Linked DNA regions of Homo sapiens: regions 2, 3, 4, 5, 6 and 7 are each linked to region 1. A link is a contact called in ENCODE Hi-C or POLR2A ChIA-PET data. All regions are on one chromosome and are shown on one strand. The core of a region is the stretch at or near the end of the contact, and the rest is flanking DNA. Distances in the headings are between cores, read along the strand shown. Region 1 holds the start of STX11 (syntaxin 11). Region 2 overlaps EPM2A-DT (EPM2A divergent transcript). Region 3 holds the start of FBXO30 (F-box protein 30). Region 4 holds the start of EPM2A (EPM2A glucan phosphatase, laforin). Region 5 overlaps HIVEP2 (HIVEP zinc finger 2). Region 6 overlaps HIVEP2 (HIVEP zinc finger 2). Region 7 holds the start of HIVEP2-DT (HIVEP2 divergent transcript).

What was found. A loop is a pair of places that touch in the nucleus more often than their neighbours do. ChIA-PET counts read pairs that join two places held with the same protein, here RNA polymerase II (POLR2A). Pooled maps may share reads with other maps.
Region 2: a loop to region 1 is called in a map with no recorded cell type, with 5 times the contacts of the local background. The contact joins the enhancer-like site here to the promoter of STX11 in region 1. A Hi-C loop is called at or near these places in 2 of 37 single-sample maps with no recorded cell type and 3 of 50 pooled maps.
Region 3: a loop to region 1 is called in a map with no recorded cell type, with 7 times the contacts of the local background. The contact joins the promoter of FBXO30 here to the promoter of STX11 in region 1. A Hi-C loop is called at or near these places in 5 of 37 single-sample maps with no recorded cell type and 8 of 50 pooled maps.
Region 4: a loop to region 1 is called in a pooled map, with 7 times the contacts of the local background. The contact joins the promoter of EPM2A here to the promoter of STX11 in region 1. A Hi-C loop is called at or near these places in 8 of 37 single-sample maps with no recorded cell type and 10 of 50 pooled maps. POLR2A ChIA-PET finds 5 or more read pairs at or near these places in 1 of 52 experiments (GM12878).
Region 5: a map with no recorded cell type shows a loop between it and region 1 (4-fold over the local background). The contact joins the enhancer-like site here to the promoter of STX11 in region 1. A Hi-C loop is called at or near these places in 7 of 37 single-sample maps with no recorded cell type and 8 of 50 pooled maps. POLR2A ChIA-PET finds 5 or more read pairs at or near these places in 1 of 52 experiments (T-cell).
Region 6: a pooled map shows a loop between it and region 1 (4-fold over the local background). The contact joins the enhancer-like site here to the promoter of STX11 in region 1. A Hi-C loop is called at or near these places in 1 of 168 maps with a recorded cell type or tissue (naive thymus-derived CD4-positive, alpha-beta T cell), 1 of 37 single-sample maps with no recorded cell type and 4 of 50 pooled maps.
Region 7: a pooled map shows a loop between it and region 1 (8-fold over the local background). The contact joins the promoter of HIVEP2-DT here to the promoter of STX11 in region 1. A Hi-C loop is called at or near these places in 1 of 168 maps with a recorded cell type or tissue (naive thymus-derived CD4-positive, alpha-beta T cell), 18 of 37 single-sample maps with no recorded cell type and 12 of 50 pooled maps.

What each region holds. Positions count from the first base shown.
Region 1 is chr6:144,149,145-144,151,860 of GRCh38, reverse strand. It overlaps STX11 (syntaxin 11), which reads right to left and starts at 1,344. Exons shown (of 2, transcript NM_003764.4): 1 at 1,158-1,344. RefSeq lists a silencer at 1,218-1,657.
Region 2 is chr6:145,863,888-145,866,603 of GRCh38, reverse strand. All of the region lies in intron 2 of EPM2A-DT (EPM2A divergent transcript), which reads right to left. It also overlaps a transcript of SHPRH not described here. Among named protein-coding and RNA genes, the nearest start is that of FBXO30, 50 kb to the right of the region's middle. RefSeq lists an enhancer at 1,212-1,381. Within about 2 kb of position 1,308, at least 6 of the 41 ENCODE cell types and tissues checked have a DNase peak (open chromatin) inside an H3K27ac peak, as active enhancers do.
Region 3 is chr6:145,813,422-145,816,137 of GRCh38, reverse strand. FBXO30 (F-box protein 30) reads left to right here and starts at 1,343. Exons shown (of 3, transcript NM_032145.5): 1 at 1,343-1,535. The region is part of intron 1 of EPM2A-DT (EPM2A divergent transcript); the gene reads right to left. RefSeq lists enhancers at 253-322, 1,380-1,934 and a silencer at 1,163-1,702.
Region 4 is chr6:145,734,150-145,736,865 of GRCh38, reverse strand. It overlaps EPM2A (EPM2A glucan phosphatase, laforin), which reads left to right and starts at 1,346. Exons shown (of 4, transcript NM_005670.4): 1 at 1,346-1,668. The coding sequence starts at 1,368. It overlaps EPM2A-DT (EPM2A divergent transcript), which reads right to left and starts at 1,997. Exons shown (of 3, transcript NR_038246.1): 1 at 1,946-1,997. RefSeq lists enhancers at 932-981, 1,002-1,051, 1,062-1,121 and a silencer at 1,282-1,871.
Region 5 is chr6:142,841,615-142,844,330 of GRCh38, reverse strand. All of the region lies in intron 1 of HIVEP2 (HIVEP zinc finger 2), which reads left to right. Among named protein-coding and RNA genes, the nearest start is that of HIVEP2, 100 kb to the left of the region's middle. RefSeq lists an enhancer at 836-1,125. Within about 2 kb of position 1,395, at least 12 of the 41 ENCODE cell types and tissues checked have a DNase peak (open chromatin) inside an H3K27ac peak, as active enhancers do.
Region 6 is chr6:142,925,550-142,928,265 of GRCh38, reverse strand. All of the region lies in intron 1 of HIVEP2 (HIVEP zinc finger 2), which reads left to right. Among named protein-coding and RNA genes, the nearest start is that of HIVEP2, 18 kb to the left of the region's middle. RefSeq lists silencers at 32-121, 1,023-1,592. Within about 2 kb of position 1,370, at least 34 of the 41 ENCODE cell types and tissues checked have a DNase peak (open chromatin) inside an H3K27ac peak, as active enhancers do.
Region 7 is chr6:142,945,129-142,947,844 of GRCh38, reverse strand. HIVEP2-DT (HIVEP2 divergent transcript) reads right to left here and starts at 1,356. Exons shown (of 3, transcript XR_001744397.3): 1 at 1-1,356. It overlaps HIVEP2 (HIVEP zinc finger 2), which reads left to right and starts at 2,669. Exons shown (of 10, transcript NM_006734.4): 1 at 2,669-2,716. RefSeq lists an enhancer at 90-139 and silencers at 180-589, 1,170-1,389, 1,440-2,069, 2,300-2,529.

The DNA.
Region 1 (2,716 bases), core at 95-2,594:
TTTTAAATTTCTCTGCTCCCGCTGGGACCCACCCGCTTCAAAAATCATCATGTGGTTTTAGCACCAATTTAGTAAACACAAACTGTCTGAAATATTTTGATTTTAGAGAGTTACTTACAATCACCACATTAAATGATACCTTTCTCCCATGCAGTGAAAATGACAGCAAAATGGTCATTGAATAATGAAATTAATTTTCTCTTGGGCATCTGTGGCAAAGCACATGATTTCAATGGTTATCTTAGATCAGCCCAGTGACCTTTACTGGCATGTTGTAACATCAGGCGCCTTAGGAAACTGAAAACTCAATCGTCACTTCCCATACCACTGCCCCAGGTTGGCAGGGCAGGCATTTCACATCTAGAGTCTCATTTTAAAGCAAGCCTCGCTTTTCAAAAGTTCATTAACAAAGTCTCACAATTAAGAGAGCAGCCCTGTGACTCATTTTTGGATACCTGTAAATAACAGCTCCTCCCTCTGCTGAGAAACGGCTGAAACAAGTGCGTGAGAACCACAGGAAGTAATACAGATCTCAGCTGGTGTCAGCGGAGTCTAGAAAAAGGCAGAATTCCCTCTCAGGACGGCGTGGCTCTCGCAGGCATTGCCACTACTTCTCTCCATGTTTCTAAAACAAAGTCTTACGTGGGCTTCGAAGGGACTCCTCGAAGGCTCTATCAATTTCTCCGTCTTTCCTGGCTACTGAGTGACACCGCCAAGTTCAAGTCAAGAAGTACCCATTCTGGTGTTTTTGACACAGTCACCCTACTAGGAAGTGAAGAGGTGATAATAAAAAAACACTCCAGCCTTTCGATTTAAAATAAAAGTAGTCTTGGGTGGACACTTTATAAAGGCAGCCTACCAACAGGTATCCCTAAAATAATTCTTACGAAGCACTAAATCCTAAGTCCCTCAGCCTCTGAAATTAAAAGTAATTTTAAAAAATCATTCTGCTTTATATGAGAAACCCAATGCTGTGTTTCCGAAGGTGCCCAGAGGCGGCGTGAGGACCTGCGCCAGATCCAAAATCCCACCTAAGGCACAGCCGCGGGTCCCGAGCCTAGACAGTGCCCCCGCCCCGACCCGCCCTCCCCGATCTCTCCGCGCACGGGGAAAATAGTCAGGAAGAGAAATGGGGGCTCAGGAAGAGAAAAACAAACCTGGACTGGGAGCGAGAGTGCGAACCGAGAAGCCCCTCTCCCGGCAGGGCGCGCGTCCCCTGTGGGCGCAGCGATGGAGAAGGAAACCTGTTGCGCGACTCCCGGCGGCTCCGCTCCCGGCGCCTCCTGCGGCCGAGGCTGAGTTCCTCCACGGCCGCCCGAGCTCCGCGCCGCCGCGGCCGCATCTGGGCGCCGCCGGCTCAGCCCCCGCCGCTTAGGAAGCGACCACAGCTGGGGACCAGGCCCCGCCCCGGGATGACAGCGCTGGGGCGCGGCGGCAGCCGGCTCACAGAGCGCGGGTTCCCGCCCCACCCAGAGTCCATGCGCTCGGGACCGCCCGGAGCCGGGGACGCGCTCCAGCCCCTCCCGCAAGCCCAGGGGCGTTCCCGCGGGCTGCGCGGACCGGCGCGGGGAGTGGGATGTTTGCCGCCCAAGACACTTCCTCCGCTCGTCCTCTGGTCCCCAGGGCAGGGAGCGCGCTGGACTTCCCCCGGGAATCCCCGCTGCGCTGGTGACATTTGCAGTCCGGTGCGTTGCCGCGGCGAGGACGCTGGAAGCCGTCTCTGAGCGTGGGTGTGGCTGCGGAAGCTGCGGCAGGTCCTGCATCCCTGGGACCCTCGAGGACGCGGGCGAGGAGCCTGCGGTCACACGGAGGCCGAGCACCGCCTTCCCAGAACCCTGCCGACCAACCTCTCTCCAGTCGGCCTCAACACCCGCCGGGCTCATCATTCTCTGGATATCAACTGAGCGTCCCCTTGTGTGCCCACCGCGCTCAAAAATACTGCCAAGACCCACCCTCCAGGTCCCGGCACTTTAACGGGGAGGGATAAATAGAAAGTGTGGATTGTGCCAGGTGGTGGTAAAGCACCTTGAAAAACAAGGCTGAGGCTGAAAAGTAAGGAAGTGATACTCAAAAAAGGAAAAATCGGGCCGGGCGCGGTGGCTCACGCGCGTATTCCTAACACTTTGGGAGGCCGAAGGGGGAGGATCTCTTGAGCCCAGGAGTTTGAGACCAGCCTGAGCGATGTGGTGAAAGCCTATCTCTACAAAAAATAAAAAAATTAACTGGGCGTGGTGGCGCACGCTGTGATCCCAGCTGCTCGGGAGGCTAAGGTGGGAGGATCACTTGAGGCTGAGAGGTCAAGGATGCAGTGAGCCGAGATCGCGCCACTGTACTCCAGCCTGGGCGACAGAATGAGACGCTGTCTCAATTGAATGAGAAGAAAAAAAATAAAACTAAAGAACGAATCCTGCCTTGATGGCAGAATGTTTAGACACAGGAACCACCTGAAAGCTCCCAGTTGCCAAAGATGGAACCATTTGAGCAACGAAGTAAACTAAACAAGGTAGTATTGGATTACAAGCCAAAGTAAAAAAATCCATGAGTCTACACTGATATAAATAAATAATTGAATAAATAAATAAAAGGCGGAGAGGAGACAAATCTCCTATACAGAATAATTCCAAATAATTTATGTAGATCATGTACCCTAGGCTGTGCACAGTGACTTCCTCCAAAATAGTACAATGTGGAAAGGGAAAAACAGTAGGTTTACAAT
Region 2 (2,716 bases), core at 59-2,558, 1.7 Mb before region 1:
AGAGGTTGCTGCCACTCATGCTGCTAATAATGTCTGATAATGATAAAACCACGTCCTGTTTGTCTTGTATTTTATCATAAAGAGCACTTTGATGTGCAGATTCTCTTTCCAAGGTGTTAGGAAAACAAAAGTAGATAAGACACATTTTCAACCCTTAATGATCATTTCAATCCAGTTAATTATAACTCGTTTAATCCCAGAAATGTAGAAAGGAGGATAAGAGAGTTATTATTATCCCCATTTTCCAAATGAGGAAGCTGGGTGTTAAAAAATAATTTTCAGAAAAAGGTTAAAGTGTGACTTTCATACAGATATAAAAATGAATAGACGTTAAAGATTTTGTTTAACACATTCAATGAGGGAAGCAGACAGATGTTACAACCATTTCAAAAAAGAAGTCAAGAAGCACAAATTTATATGGCATAAAAGAATATTGAAATTAATGGCAAATGAAAGCAACTGTTTTTCCCCCTTGGGGATAAAGGTGAGGAAGAGGGAAGTCAATAGAGCTTGTGGTGCACAGGACAGAATTTGTGTGACTACCAGGTAAGTTTAACAAAGAGTTGTAAAATAGCTCCATGGAATCAGATCACCAGAGGAAGGATGCATAAATGCATAGATTTCCAAATAGGGCCTGGATGTGAATCTCAGACTTTCTGACACCAAATTCAGGTTTGTTTCACTCTACCACATTGTCCTAGCTTCTGCAAAAGGTGCTCTTTTGTCACCTTAAGTCAAAGAAAGTTACCAAAAAAGAAAAAAAATAGGAAATGAAAGCATAAAAGGTAAACTGGTCAGAGGTTTCCTGCTATTCTGCTTTGTTTAGAAATTCTCACTGAGGCAGCCAGTAAGCCAAGATGCAGCTGAACCCAACTCTTGGAGAGATTGCCCGGGCCTCTGCCCATACTGAGGCACAGCTCCTGAAATGAAGCCCGCTTCAGAACTTACTCAAATGCATGTTGCTTCTTATTGCAGCTGGACTAGTAGCTTGAACTGTGATGGAAATTAAACGTCTGCTTCTAAATCCTGACAGGAATCTCCTAAACAGGGTCAAAGGCCACCTGTCTTAGTCAGCTCAGGCTGCCATAACAAAATACCATAGACTCAGTGGAAACAATAGATTTTATTCGTTCATTCATTTATTCATCCATTTTCACACAGTTCTGGAGGCTGGCAGTCCAAGATCAGGATGTCACATGGTTGGGTTCTGGTGAGAACTCTTTTTAGCAACCATCTTTTCATCTACTTCTATGTCCTCACATGGGAAAGAGAAAGTGAAAGCTCTCTGGTATCTCTTTATAATGGCACTAATCTCACCATGAGGGCTCCACCTTCATAATCTCATCTAAATCTAATATCTCCCAAAGGCCCCATCTCTAAACGTCATAACATTAGGGGTTAGGACTTCAATAGTTGAATTTGCATGGGGAAATAATTCCATCTATAGCAATGCCAATATGTGAACTAACTAACAGGCTTAAGCCAGGTACCTGAGATGGTCACAATTATGGGCAAGAAGATGTTCAATCCAAATAATGAAATTATAGCAGTTTACAAAAATGTTACAATTTATGTTTCTGAATGTTCCATACTAGAAATAAATAGAAAGGCACCACGGTCTCAAAGTGTGTGTGTGTGTGTGTGTGTGTGTGTGTGTGTGAGTGTGTGTGTTTATAAATTTTATTTGATAGTTTCAAATTACTAGGCTGAAGAAAGAAGAACATTAGCAAAAAATGATAGTGGCATTAATACATTTGCTCACTACTAATGACCTAAAACGTGGCAATTCAAAAGGAACAAATAATTATTTCAGTGTAGACTGTCACAGAATCTAGGGCATCATCAAACTTTGATCCCTTTGGGCTTTTTACTTGGAAAGAATGCAGTTTCTCTTTTTTTTTAACCTTAGCTTTATTCTCCAAACATTTTAAAATTTAATTCATGGGCTATTATTTTGTTCATAAGCTAAGTGGCTTACCCAAAAAAAAAAAAAAAAAAATTTCTTTCTTTGTACCAGATTGCTAAATACAGCCTCTTTCCAAGAGGCTTTATTGTTTTGTTGTTGCTGTTTTTATTTTTTATTTTTTAATTTTTAATTTTTTATTTCCACAGGTTTTTTGAGGAACAGGCGTTATTTTGTTTTCATGACATCACCCCATTCTCCCACCCCTGGTCCCTGACAACTGCCATTCTACAGTTGAGAGATTTGGTGATTTGTGAGTTGTTTTTTATTTACTTTAAAAATTTTTTGATTTGTTTTTTATCATCTTTTTCAATTTAGAGATGTTTTGCACAAGTAAAAATTATGGGGCTTATTCAGTAATACATGTCTGTAAGGAATAAACATTAAGAAACCCAAATTAGGGTCTAAATTAAGGAATTGTGAAACATGAAGAATAAAGAAATGAGGAAGTGAGAATATAGATGATAGACCTAAGAGATTTGTCTTAAGTTATGGTCATACGACAAGGAGAGGGGAAGTGATCTAATTTGTCAACAAGATGAAATAATAAAGCACTCACATAAAGAAATGTAAGTTTATATATGATGGTTTGCTTTGCAGGTTTCCTGGGACCACAGCACAAGCCAGACACTCACATGATGCAAATTACTTATGTGGATAAATAATAGATATGCACATATCACAAGATATTTTAACAAAATCTATTTAGCAACAATTTGCTAGTAATACACTATGAATAATCATAATTCTTCA
Region 3 (2,716 bases), core at 94-2,593, 1.7 Mb before region 1:
ACAAAGGTCTGTGACTCAATCCAGGACAGTGAGCATTGAGCGGGGCTATAGTGTAGCAGCACCTACATCCTCTCCCACTGGGCCATCCTGCCTGTTTCCCCATCCTGACCATGTAGCTCTCTGGACAGTGGCTCTCAAGGTCTGAACCGAGGACCAGAGCCTGTCTACAGCCAAATCAGGCAAAATAAGGGGAACAGATAATTTTTCAAAAAGTTAATCATTTAAGGAATCAACCTTTACTCTGTAATCTAAGTTCCTAACTCAGTTTTTGTTTTGTTTTGTTTAATTTACGGATCTGAAAAACCCACAGGCTTTCTCTGTAGGATAGCAAATTATGTGTGAGCTCTCTTTCCCAAAGCACAACAGCAAGGGGTAAAGATGCAGCCACAAAAAGGATGACAACAGTGTTTTCCTGGCTCTGCCCCCATCCCCACTGCCAGGATTACAACCATCTTTCCTTTGTTGTAATTCTCTTGCGACGGGGTGGGCAGGAGTCCCCGACAGAGGGGTGGGGGCGGGTGAGCGGCTCCCAACACCCAGAGCTCGGAATCACTGTCCCTCGGCCGTAGACCAAGGCTTGGTGGTGGTAGCGGGGGCGTGGACATCCATCCATTCTTTGATACAGCCCTGTGGGATTTCTTTACTCCCCAGTCATATGTAAGGTACACTGCAAAAGCGGCTTCAAGTCCCCTCCCCAGCTAATTACCTTCGCGGAATGACGCCTCGGCCCCTCACAGAAGCAGACCCTGGTGGGCTGTCCCGTCCGGGCTCCAGAGAGGCTCCGCCGCCCGCCGGGATCCAGGGCTGAGCTCTCCCGGGGGGAGGTAAAACCCGACAGGGGATAACGGGTCACAGCACCGTCCTGGCACTAAGTCACGGGACTTGGGCACGCTGAGTTAGCCGGCGGGAAGGCCTGTGGCGGCAATCACCAAAGGTCGAGCAAGGGCGCACCCATTTCCTCCAAAAATGAGCTAAAGGGAAAGCAGTGCCCCAGAGTCAAGGGATCGGGGCTGCTGCTCCTTCGACTAGCGGCGCGAACAAGTCATGCTACTTGGGCCTGTTTCCTCAACTGTAAAATGAGGGGTCTAGGATTCCCTCTGGGAATGTACGATTCTAAAATCGAACAGGGTTTGGTAGCACCGCCGGGGCGGAGCCTTACGGGGCGCCGCGGGAATCCAACGACAGGACTCGCCACAGTGGGAGCTCTCTCCAGACCCTACTCTAGCCACGACGCTGCGGGGTCAGAGGGCGGCGTGCGCGTCCCCGCCGGGACTGCGTGCGCGTCCCCGCCCAGCTGTCGGCAGAAGCCGGGCCGGGTGGGCGGGGCGCAGCGGGGCGGGGCGCGCGAGGAGGGTGGCTGCCTCTGGAGCAGGCCGGGAGAAGAGAAAAGGCGGCGGCCCGGCTGGGGAAGAGGGGCGGAGGAGGCGGTTCGGACGGCTGTGTGGGGTACGGAGCGTCGCCGGGACAGAGCGGAGCAGCTGGGCACGGCGTCCAGGGCAGCTAGGGCCTGGGCCGCGGTTCGGCCGCGCCGGCCGGTGAGTGACGGGAGGCCCGCAGGGGAGGCCGGCGCCGTCCGCGCTGCGGCGGGGACGAAGGCAGCGGCCGGGCAGTTTGAGGCCGCGGCCGGGACCGAGGCGCTGGCGCTGGCGGCCGTGGGGTTGACGGGCCCGGCCTGGAGCAGAGGAAAGGCGGCTGACCCCGGTCCATGCGCGTCCCGGGTCGGCCGTCCGGGCGCCCTGAGAGGGCGTCCGCCGCGCTCGTGTCCTCGCCGGGCCGCATGCCGGGCCAGCCGTTGAGGTCAGCAAATGGCGACTTAAGCCTCGAGGGCACCGACCTCCGTGTCCCCCCCAGTTTGTGTGTCTTTGTATTGGGAAGGGACGAAGGAGGAGTTAAACTTAGGGAACCCTAAGCTTCTCGTTCCGTCTGGTTTTTAGAAACTTGGGTTATTTGGGGACAAATGGCTTAAAGTAAGACTGGGGAGGCATCATCCACTGTCTGCACGGGATGAGCAAAGTTGGTAACTTTGCCATTCATGGAAGTGAGAGGATCTTAGCCTTAGCCTCGGTCCTTATTAAAGGGGAACTTCCTTATTTTGCAGACCTGAGGTTATTTGTGTTGTTCCAAGACCTGCGCCTTGGAACTCCTTTGCTTGGAAGGGGTTTATAGAGCGCGTGCTGAATTCAAAGTAATCTGCCAGTATGTTTTTAACGGGTATATTTGGGAGTATAGAGGCAAAGAGGCAAAACAGTATGTGTTTACCAATGTCCTAGTACTCCATTTCCCTCTCCCTTTCTCTTGTTTTTCTTATTGAGCCCTGTTGTAAGTCCCAGATAAAAGATGCTTGGGAACGAATTGACCTTTTATTCCATGATTACTTCGTTGACTCTGATCCAAGATGAAGTTATTTATGGGCATTCTGATATCGGTGTAGATTAATTTAAAATCTTTTAATACAAAATCCCAAACTTTTTAAATTTTAATTTCCATTTGCTAAATTTCAATACTGTTTGTTCTTTAGAGACCTATGGAAATTATATTAACAGGTTTTGCATTTGCTCATACTAAGGTTTTCCAAAGCAGTCCAATTGTTGACATGGCAAAAGGAAAAGAGTAGCATAAAATAAACCTTTAGGATTTTTCAGAGGGTTAGATTTCAATATGCGGTTTCCGCTGAATCACTCTTCTTCATGCTTAGTCACTGTTTCTCATCACAAAA
Region 4 (2,716 bases), core at 97-2,596, 1.6 Mb before region 1:
TTCTGTCTTCACATTTTTCATAGTGTTTATCCTTAAGCTTAGCAACCAACCAAACTTCGAGTGGAATATCAACATTCAAGAGTAAAATGTATTATTAGTTTTCTAATTGTTCCACAAGAGATTGAGTTTGTGTAGTTTACATTTTTGCACTTTCTGTTTTACTTATATCCTCAACGCATGAAATTTTGGCCTGTTCCCCTTTACTATTCACAAACTTCCAAACACTGGTAAAAATGCCTTTGTGTGTCTTTAATTCACGTAACAGATTTGTGTTATGTTAAATGTTAGTGAATATATAAACCTAAGAATACAAGGATAATTTTGTTAAAGAATCAAAAAGTATCAGGACATTCGTTTGTCTTATGGCAGAGACAAATTGAAGTTCCCCACCAAGATATACGTATTTTGGATTTGGGCCAGACAGCTAAAAAACCTGTTTCAACTTAAAACCCAAAAAGGTTTTAAGTTGAAAAAATAATGCTGACTTTTGCTGAAAGTAAATTTTAAACAAAGGTTTTTTTTTTTAATTTACTCCATTAAAAATGCATACATTTGGACAGAGCGAGACTCTGTCTCAAAAAAAAAAAAAAAAGCATACATTTGTAGTCACAGAATTAGTTTTTGTTTTGACCTTGAAAAGGACTTGAAAGTATTTACTCCAAACTTACTTTACACATACTAAAAATATAGTTTTTGAAAAAAGAAAGTTGATGTGGCTTTTCAGACAAGGGAATGGTAGGTAATGTTTTGCATCAGCTCCGGGTCTTGGGTGATCTCCACCAATCAGAGATCCTTCAGAGCTCGTAGGGTCTAGAAAGATCATTATTTTACACCCTCATTTTACAGACAAAGAACCTGAGACCTGCTAGAGTAAGTGACTTGGTTAAGATAGGGAGCGCTCCAGAGACCAGGTCCAAGATCTTCCCCCGTTTCACAATTAGAAGGCGGCTGTCTAGAGGTCATTCCCTTCCTTATGATCCTCATAAAGTTAATTTCCAGTCTCTTGGAGAGAGAACTGGACGATCGCCTGGCTTAGAAGTTTTCCTCCCTCCCCGAACCCCGTTTTCTCTTCCATTTCTTCCGGTCGCGTGTCCCCAGCGCCCACAGGTGGAAATCAACCGCCCGCGGGGTTGCGGGGCACAAAGAGGCAGCTAGCGGCTCCGCTGACCCCTTCCCGCCGGCCTGGACGAAGTCTGGGCTCGGGAGCCGCGTGATGCATCCCAAAGAAGGCGCAGAACAGCACGTGTTCTCCCCGGTGCCCGGGGCTCCCACACCACCGCCCAATCGCTGCGGCCGCCTAGTGCTCGGGCCGCGCCTGCCGGCCGCGGGGACTCCGGGCCCGGGTATTCGCGCCGCCGCCGCCCGCCATGCGCTTCCGCTTTGGGGTGGTGGTGCCACCCGCCGTGGCCGGCGCCCGGCCGGAGCTGCTGGTGGTGGGGTCGCGGCCCGAGCTGGGGCGTTGGGAGCCGCGCGGTGCCGTCCGCCTGAGGCCGGCCGGCACCGCGGCGGGCGACGGGGCCCTGGCCCTGCAGGAGCCGGGCCTGTGGCTCGGGGAGGTGGAGCTGGCGGCCGAGGAGGCGGCGCAGGACGGGGCGGAGCCGGGCCGCGTGGACACGTTCTGGTACAAGTTCCTGAAGCGGGAGCCGGGAGGAGAGCTCTCCTGGGAAGGTATTGCCAGCAGACGCCTGCCCCCGGCGCAGAGCGGGAGCTCCGGCCCGCACCCCCAACCGGGGCCTCGGCCTCGGGCAGGCCCCGCAGGCCCCGGCGGCGCGCGTCCCGGGCTTTTTGCCCGCGTCCCTGCGCACTCCCCGGGCGACCTGGGCTGACCCTGCTCTGCCGGCCACGCTGTCGCCGCCAGCCGCGCCTCCGGCTTCCTACTGATTCCCTAGACCCGTATAGCGCTCCCGGCCGCCTTCCCGCCCACTCTGTTGCCTGCCCCTCTGACCTGGTTTCCGCACATCCAGTCCTCAGCTTCTTTCCAACCGCGCCTGCGTCACGGGCCAGTGCCCTTCGTCTCCCGCCCGGGGCTCCCTTCGCCCTCCGAGTGCCCCTCGACCTCCGAGTCCCCCCCTTCGCGGGTCCCTTGGCTGCCCGGCCGCGCGCCGCTGATGGCTTCAACAGCCCAACTCCGCCTTGGTTGGGTTTTGTGTCCTCATTTTCCTGCTCTAATTCACTAAAAAAAACCCAAAACGATCCAACCAACGAAACTAGCGTTTTCGCTAATCCTAGACAGCAATGTGCTACTTAGATTTTTTTCATAGATATTGAGAATGAACTAATGGAAAAACGTTGAATATTTCCCTTTTTGGATTTTTTTTTCTTTTTTAATCCCAGATATATGACAATTGAGACATGACCTGATTTCTTAAAATACTAAAACAATACATGCTGGTTGTAAAATAATAATAAAGAAATGTACATAGTGAAAACTTACAGTGTTTCCTCCACACATCTTAAGCACACTGCTTGTACACATTTATGTATGTGATATATGCATATACTTTTTTTTTTTACAAAAATTGTATAGTAATTCTGAATTTTTGCTTTTCTTGCCTAACAATATGTTAGGGACATCTTTCACTGTCACTACACGTAGATATGTATTTTACATGTAGATGTATATTTTAAATGGCAACAAATTATTCTGCATCTACCAATGTGCATTTAGGTTCTTTTCAGTTTTCCTCTGTCGTAAACAGTAGTGGCTTAATTGAAA
Region 5 (2,716 bases), core at 146-2,645, 1.3 Mb after region 1:
CTCATCCCTCTGCAATTCTCTTCATTAAAAAAAAAAAGTTTAGAGATTGAATGTTTATGTTTGTATTGACCTGTGGAATCCTCAGTTGCTTTTCTGTTGAATCCATTGTGCAATACCCAACGTATTGTGGGTTGGTAGGAAAAACTCTTTTAAGATTAAAAAAAACACATAAGGTATAATTCATTAATAATTTCATTCTGTTTCTGGATATGTTTTCTTCCCATTGTCAGCCAGTGTGGGAGGAAAGAGAAGAATGGAAGAATATTGCTGGAGTTGAGGGTGTTGTGTGGGTATGTGCCATCCGAAAGTATGTTACAGGAGAAAAAAATTCTTTTTATAATAAAAGTAAAATTCAAGTACTCGAAGTAACAGAAGATTATTAAATCTATTGTAGTGAAAAGTTATGATTCTAATGCTCTGAAAGTCTTAATCATTAAAGACATATGTTAACCAAAGGCATACATATGCATAAATATATGTACAAAAATGGTAATTTTGTGCTCCCAGGCTCAAACCTAAAATGTCATTCATAACACTATTGCTGCTGCCAATGGAGAAAATTTGCATAAGACTAAGGCAAAACTACCCATTCTTTCCTGTCCTGGAATAGAATTATAATTTCCAAACCGACAAATTTTAAACAAGGCCAGAGTTTCCTTTCACCTGGTTCAAAGTGAATTCTGATTAAAAGCTTCCAATGATAATATCTATAACCACAAAGCAGGCTCACCGTAGCTTTCTCTTGTGGGAACTCTAGGCTCTCCCTTCTAGAATTGCCCTTAGTGGTGGCCTGCTCTTTCTTTCTCTACATCCACCCCTTCCCTTAACTTGGGGCTGCACACGTCCAGCTTGCTCTATGAAGCCATTTGCGACCACTCTAGTCCCCACAGAACTCTTCCTGTTCTCAACTCCTATTATCCTTAGAGTCTTTTTCACACATTTAGCTTTTATTTTTTTAAAACATACTTTTTTTCTGTATTAGCTCAGTCACCTGTTATGTACTTTATTATAACAACTGGCACAGGTAACTAGTAAGTGTTCTTAATTGGTTGATTGTGATTTCTGGTGTCTGGCTATTAGGAAACTATTGTTACAGACTACAGTCTTGCTTCTCAAAGTGTAGACCAGCGAACTTATCACCTGGGAACTTTGGGGTTCCACGTAGACTTTCGGAATCAGAACCCATATTTTTAACAAGCTCCCCTGGTGACTCATCTACATGTGAAAATATTATAAAGCACTGCTGAGGAAGGTCCCTCTCTTGGGAAAGGGTAGAGGCCCTATAGACATTCAGCTTTCCCTTCGTGCAAGTGTTTTCCTGTTGTGATTTAGGTATCTGATCGTAGCAGACAACAGCTTGCTCTTACTGTAACTACGATGTTGTCAGTTTCATCTTTACACAGAATGAATCATGTTTAAATGTGGCCAGGGGGCTCTGTCTGAGGTCACCAGGACTGTATTTGTATTCTGATTCAAGACAACCACCAGATCCTAATCACTAATATCTCTTTAAATGGCCTTTAAAAAAAAATCTTATACTAAGAAGCAGAAAGTACGATTTCCTTTTCCTTAGTTACTTTTTTTTTTTCACTTAAAGTGCTTACACCCACTCAGCTTGCTATTTTGAACTCTGGGAAAGAAAATTTGTGGGCATCTTGCAGTCTTTCAGGAAACAAGGCTTAAATTAAATATTTGCCACATTTTCTACGTGGTTCTTCAGGAAAGTGGAGAAGCACATCACTCCTTCTTTCACTCGACTTGACAAACTTGACACATAGTGTGACTTTCAAAGTGCGGATGGCAAACAGTTTCAGTTCTTATTTGCCTATCTACACACAGACGTTCAGGTCTTTTTTTTCTTCCCATTTTTTCTTTTTGTCCTTCTCTTCCCTTTCAGTACAGAGTCTAGAATTCTTCATGTACCATATCGGTTATGTAAACCATAAGATTCCTTGAGAGTACCTAGCTTTGTGAAATCAAGGAAGATAACACGTGGATTTAGTTAACATGCACAACAAAATTTAGACTATTTTCAGTCAAACTTAGGTTTAACATATTTTATTTATAATTTTAAGTGATTTGTATTTCTGCACTTTTTCTCTATCTTTGAACTCAGAACTGTTTCACAGATAGCAGAAATAAGAGACAATGGTGGGTGGAAGGGAAGGAGGAGGGCTCTAGCTAGCTGAAGCCATTCAGCTGTGTTTTAAAGGAACTCAGGGCTTTGTCATGTAAATATTCTAAGGAATAGAATGGTTACATGAGATATTATTTTGTGGTGGTGATATTGTTTACATGCAGTTTTAATTTCATTTTGGTCAAGGAAATGAAGATATTTTATTTAAGATAGGATTTTAAGTACTTGTCTTCTATTTAATCAGCATTTTCCGGCATGTAAAGGAAGTGATTTAGGGAACCTTGTGAGGAATTCACACAATTTAATTGCTGGACATGAAGAATGAAGTATTTCCAAGCAAGTGAAATGGAAATGAGGAAAGACAGAGAATCAGGAGACTTGCAGAATATAAATGTCTATTGAATATAAATGTTAAAATGTCGTATATGTAGAGATTCATAATAATATGCAATTTTTTTAAACATGGGACAACAAAATGTTGAAAAGATGCATATGTATATAATTCAACTCAATTTTAATCAGACTGCTAATGGGAATATTCTGAGTATGACTGAATATGGAGGGCAAACAGTACACTTA
Region 6 (2,716 bases), core at 121-2,620, 1.2 Mb after region 1:
AAAAATAGAGTTTATATTTTTAGGGTAGTTTTAGCTTCTCAGCAAAATCCAGCGGAAGGTACAGAGATTTCCCATGTACTTCCTGTCCCCACATACACACAGCCTCCTCCACTATCGAAGTCTTGCGCTAGAGTGGTACATTTGTTATAATCCAAGAACCTACATCGACACATCATGGTCACCCCAGGTCCATAGTTTACATTGTTTTAATTCATGTCCTGATGTGAAACATTGCTTAGTTCAAATGTTAGAGATGTTGACACAGTAAAACATCTGTAATGTTTGTTCACCATGAGAACAGAATCTACAATTTGTTTTGTAGTTGACGATCTGTCTCAAACTGCACAAGCTGAAATTAAACTATTTCAATTTTTTATTTCAAAATGATCATAAAATACCTTATGGCCTTATTTTTAATCGTTATTAACCGTAAGCCACAGCTTCTCTACAATTACACATTGTTATAATCTGGTTTATGGCTTGAAACTAAATGGAAGGCTGGAAATTTAGAAGGAGACTTTAAAAATCTTTAAGAAACATGAACAGGTAATTTCCATTTTAAAACACTCTGGCTAAAGGTTTTGTTGGCTATTAAAGTGGATAAGTATAAGATTGAAAGATTCTTAAGAGATTCTGATTGTTAAAAGTATTAGTTGAGATAGGATAACTTAAGGTCCTAATAAATAAAAGGAGTGCAGTGGGTGTTTTCATAATGAAAACATATAGAATATGCTTTTAGAAACGTCTCAGGGGGCCTTCTTGCCTACTTTCACCTTACTGGAGCTCTGCAGTGAAGAAATGTTCCTTTTCCTGTTTTATGTCTGACAGTTATTTACGGAATTCACAATTGGAAAGGAGATAGAAAACGAGGGGAAAACAACTGCAACAACACTTACGTGATTTTTCACTTTTGATGACTTGGAAATAATCCTAGTGGAAAAAAGAGTCATCTTTAGGGAAACTGCGTTCAAAATTACGCTGAGGAAAGTGCGCCCGGCCAGTGCGTCCTCCAAACACCTGGAAACGCACGCCTTTTCCTCCCCGTGGGAAATCCAGGCGGTGGAGGAGGGCAGCCTGCAGTCTGCGGCTGGGAGCGCTGGGCTTGCGAGCTCGGTTTCCTCCGGGAGGAAGAGCAGCTCTTCCCCGCGGAGCCCCAGGGCTGGCCTCCGGTAGCAGCGCTGGGCCGGCCGGGGACGGAGGCGCCGGGAGCGCCAGCGGGAGAGGGGAGCCCTGGCCGCCCGCCCCGCGCCGCCGCGCCGCCGCGCGCTGCCTGCCCTGGACGCGGCTTGAACTTTGGCCCCCCGTCCGCTGACACCCGAGGGAGCATGAATGCAATGACGTCTCCGCAGGGCTCAGCTGCACAACAGGAAATGCTCTCGGCCTCCCCCCTTCCTGCCGGGAGAAAGTGGGGCTCGCCGCGCCCGGCGGCCGCCGCAGGGCCGGCCCAGACCTAGTTTCTCGGCCGCGGGCCCAGCGCCGGGAGCTGGTCCGGGAGGGAGAACGCGCGCCCCGGCCCGGGTTCACTGGCCCCAGCGTGTCGGGGGACTCCACGGTGCGGAAAAGCCCGGGGGTCAGGGGACAGTTGGGCTCGCGGGGACCACAGCACTGGCACCTCCCTGACTCAGAGGACGCCCAGTCAGGTGGGCCCGGAGCACCGGGGGCTCCCGAAGTGGGGCCTGATGGTGCCCAGGAGCGCTGACCTCAGGAGGCCTGAGTCCGTTTGTCATTGCCCGGATAGAATATACGCTCTTTCTTTTCACAAAGCCCTCACAGGAAACCTTGTTTAACTCTCCCTCTAACTGCCACCTTTTTACTTTGTTGTGGAAACAAAGATATGAATGTTTAGTGCAAAGCACAAACATCATGCCGTTAATACACTTCCAGACAGAATCATTACAAGAAAATGATCTCAGTGTTCATGATTTTAGCTGTTGTTATTTAGGGAATATGATTAATTTGGTTTAAAAGAATACTAATGATCTTGTGAATTTGAAGACAGTGTCAAAGCCCTGGATTTATTATACTGAAATTATTAGATGGACTTTTACTGTTTTTATAATAATATTATTTTGCTAGAGGTAGACGTAAAAAGTTGAACACAAGCAAGTTAACCCAAGCTGTTAAATTTAAAAAAAGTTTAAATTTGCATGAATCATCTTTAGAACTATATTTAAGAATCGATGTTTAGTACTAATAATCTATAATTTAGTAACTTGAATCTTACGTGTCTTCCATACTTGCAGGTATGATAAAGAAGAGTCGTATCAGCTGAGCAGTCGTGATTGTGATTACGTCCCTGGTTGACTCATGAATAGGCTTTGTAATGGTAGATTGTTCTTTTGGACACACAGCCAAAATGCTAAAGTTCACTGGGAGGTCTGCTAAGGTTTCTTACATCAAAGAGTTGACAGAGAAAGGACTTACTAAATGAAAATATTATTTAGTAGTTTCTAGTAAACCTCAAAAATCATTCCAAATTGGAACATACACTATGTTTACATGTTTAAGTTAAACTGAGTCATGAAGCTAACCGCTGACTTATGTATGCTTTCAGTAGTGTTGCCTAAATGTTCTCATTTAAAAGAAGTCCCCATAGGATTATGAGATGTGCATATAGTACGATGTCATTTTTCTTGGGAAACTTTCAGCTTACTTATGCAATAAGGAAATTTAAGGTTATTTGAGTACATCTGGAATAATAGCTTTAGATTTTTGA
Region 7 (2,716 bases), core at 107-2,606, 1.2 Mb after region 1:
GAAGGGGATATTTTATATGTCCTCACATTTGGTCCCTTTCCGCGAAATTTGAAACTGGAGACACAAAACATTCCGCAGTTGCTGGTGAAATACCTGCTTTAAAAGCAGAACCACAGTTATTGTCTTTGGCCCGGAATTCCAGAGACTCATTTCCACCCCTCCCACGGAGTCACCTGCTCAGGGGGAACCCCGGCCAGAAAGCCGGGTCGCGCCAGGTCAAATCTTGCGCGTCTCTTGTTTACTCCGCCCCGGGCAGGGCGGCGGCGCGGCCAGGGGGTGGGGAGGACCGCTGGGGCCCGCGGCGTCCTGGGCGCTCGGCTCTGCTCCGCAGGGTGCGGGGGCTGGGGCGCCCGCGAGGTGCTGCGCGCGGTCCCCGCTGGGGGGGAGACCACCCGGAGGAGGCGCTCCGGGACCCGGCCCCCCTCCCCAGCAGTCACTCGTCGCGCTCGGGCACCGTGGCACCCTAGGAACCTCCCCCGAGGGTGCACACCAGTCCACATAGGCAGGGTAACGGCCCGAGAGAGCCCCGGTGTCCCCCGGGTGTCGCCCGGCCGGGGAGGAAGCCCAGAGCTTCGGCTCCCACTCGCCTGGGATTCCCCCGCCTCCCGGCCCCGCTCTCCCAGGGTTGGTTGTGATTTCAACTCCGGTCCCTTCCGTGGAGAGGGAAGCGCACAGGCTGAAGGTGGCAGCTCGCCCCGAGGTTCCAGCGCGGCCCACCAGGAAACCGGCAGCTGCTCTTCGCGCCGCTGCCCACACCTATTTGAATCCCCTGGCGAGGGCGGGCCGCGGTCCCCGAACTGGGGGTGCCGGGGGCACCCTGGTGAGTGACCTCAGGGAAGGTAATCCGGGCGTTTCGAGCACGTGAATAGTTCGCGCGCCCGCAGGGGCACGGAAAGTGCTAGTAAAACCCTACAAAGCTCCAGAAACCCAGCCGGGAGCCACAGTCTGATTTTGCTTTTCTTGACCGATAACATAATTGTGAGTAGAGGCAGGGGGCGAGGAGAGGCCAGGGATCCGGAGTACTGGTTCCAAATCTAAGGGCACTACTAATTATACAATTCCGTTCGTCAGGAAGGCAGACAACGATTCTCTGGGAAATGGGGAAGGGGTGGGGACGGAGGACGTTTCCACATCCTTAAAGGAAATTCTCAGGCTCCTAGAGATGCCCAAGTTTTTTTGCATGACAAGTAGAGACCAGCTCTCCGGGGAGTTCCCCGCTCCGACCGAGCGAGTGCGCGGCCGCGATCTCCCCGCCCGCAGCGGCAGCCGTGGGGCCCGGCCCTGCCCTCCCGACCGCCTCCCTCCCCCGTCGCCCCGCGCGCCGCACATCCCTCTCTCGCTCACTGGCTCCAGACTGGTTTTTCTGGTTCAGCCTCCCTCCCTGGGACGCGCTGGGGGATCCGATGACGTCGTTGGCTGAGTCTCTCCCTCTTCCTCCCTCCCTCCCTCCGCCTCTCCCCCCGTCCGCCCTCGCCGCGCACTCCTCCTAGTAACTTCTGTTCGGGGAGGCGCTGCCAGGAATAACCCGGTGCGTCCACAGCCCGGGAGGGGAGGCGGCCGCTGCGGCTCCCGCACGCAGACAGCTGCGGCCCGGGCCTCGCGGCTCCCGCCTGAGCCCGGCGGCCCCTGCCCCGGGCCCATCTCCGTACAGTGTCAGAAAAATAAATAAAGGCAAGAGGAGCCTGGGCTGGCGGTCGGGATCTTTTCCCTCCCTCCGCGCCCGCCCTCCCTCTGTCCTTAAGGAAATGCTACCAGACACCCCCCACCAGACACGCTCAGCCTTGGCGAGGAGCGGCCGCCGCGGCAGCGAGAACAAGGGCACCAGGGGGGTTTCCTCCCCCTCCTCCTCTCCCTCCTCCTCCCCGTCCTCCTTCTCCTCCTCCTCAGCGGTGACTTTCCAGGTGAGCGGCCGCCGCGGCTGCGAGGATCCCCCTCGCCCGCTGGGGCTCGGGCCGCCGCGTCGCGCCCTCCTCCCGCCCCTGTCACCCGGCGGCGGCCGGGAGCTGACAGCCGCCCGAGGGGCTCGCGGCCCGGAGGCGGGCGGCCGGCGGGAGGCGGGCTGGAGGTGAGGGGGTGGAGAGGAGGAGAGCGGGGCGCCGCCGAGCGCCGTCGTTCCCCGCAGGAGGGTCTCCGCACAAACATCTTCGGTGACTGTGGCACAAGTCTTTGCCAAGTTGTGTCTTGGACCTTGACGCTCCACGGAGCCCAGAGCAACTTGGAGGGTCTCCCGGCTCGTTCACAGCGTTCCTCCACGTCTCGCGTCTGGGGTGCTGGGTGCAGCCTCGGGGTGCGCGGAGGGCGGACCGGCCACCGCGAGAGCGGAGCGGCGGGAATCTAGGTCCCTCCTCGGCTCGGTAAGTGGCCTGGACGCTGGGTTTTTCCTGCCTCCTTCGGCGCTGGGAGCTTGTTTCACTTTATATTGGAATCGCCGCCGCCGAACTCCGTCCCCCGCTCCCCGGCGTGTGCCCCCAGCCCCTTCCCGGTGGCCCGAGGGTGAGGGTCGGAGGGGGCGGGGATGGGGGAGACCGCGGGAGGGGTGTCGGGCGCGTGGGGAAATGCGGGGAATACCCTGGCCGCGGATCTATGCAGATGAGGGGAGGCTGCTTTGCGTAATGTCCTGGGGGGAGGGGGCCGCGCGGGAGCGCTGGAGGCAGGAATGTGCCTGCTTACTAATGAGCGACGTGCACCGGCGCGCACGGCCCGGCCACCGCTGCGG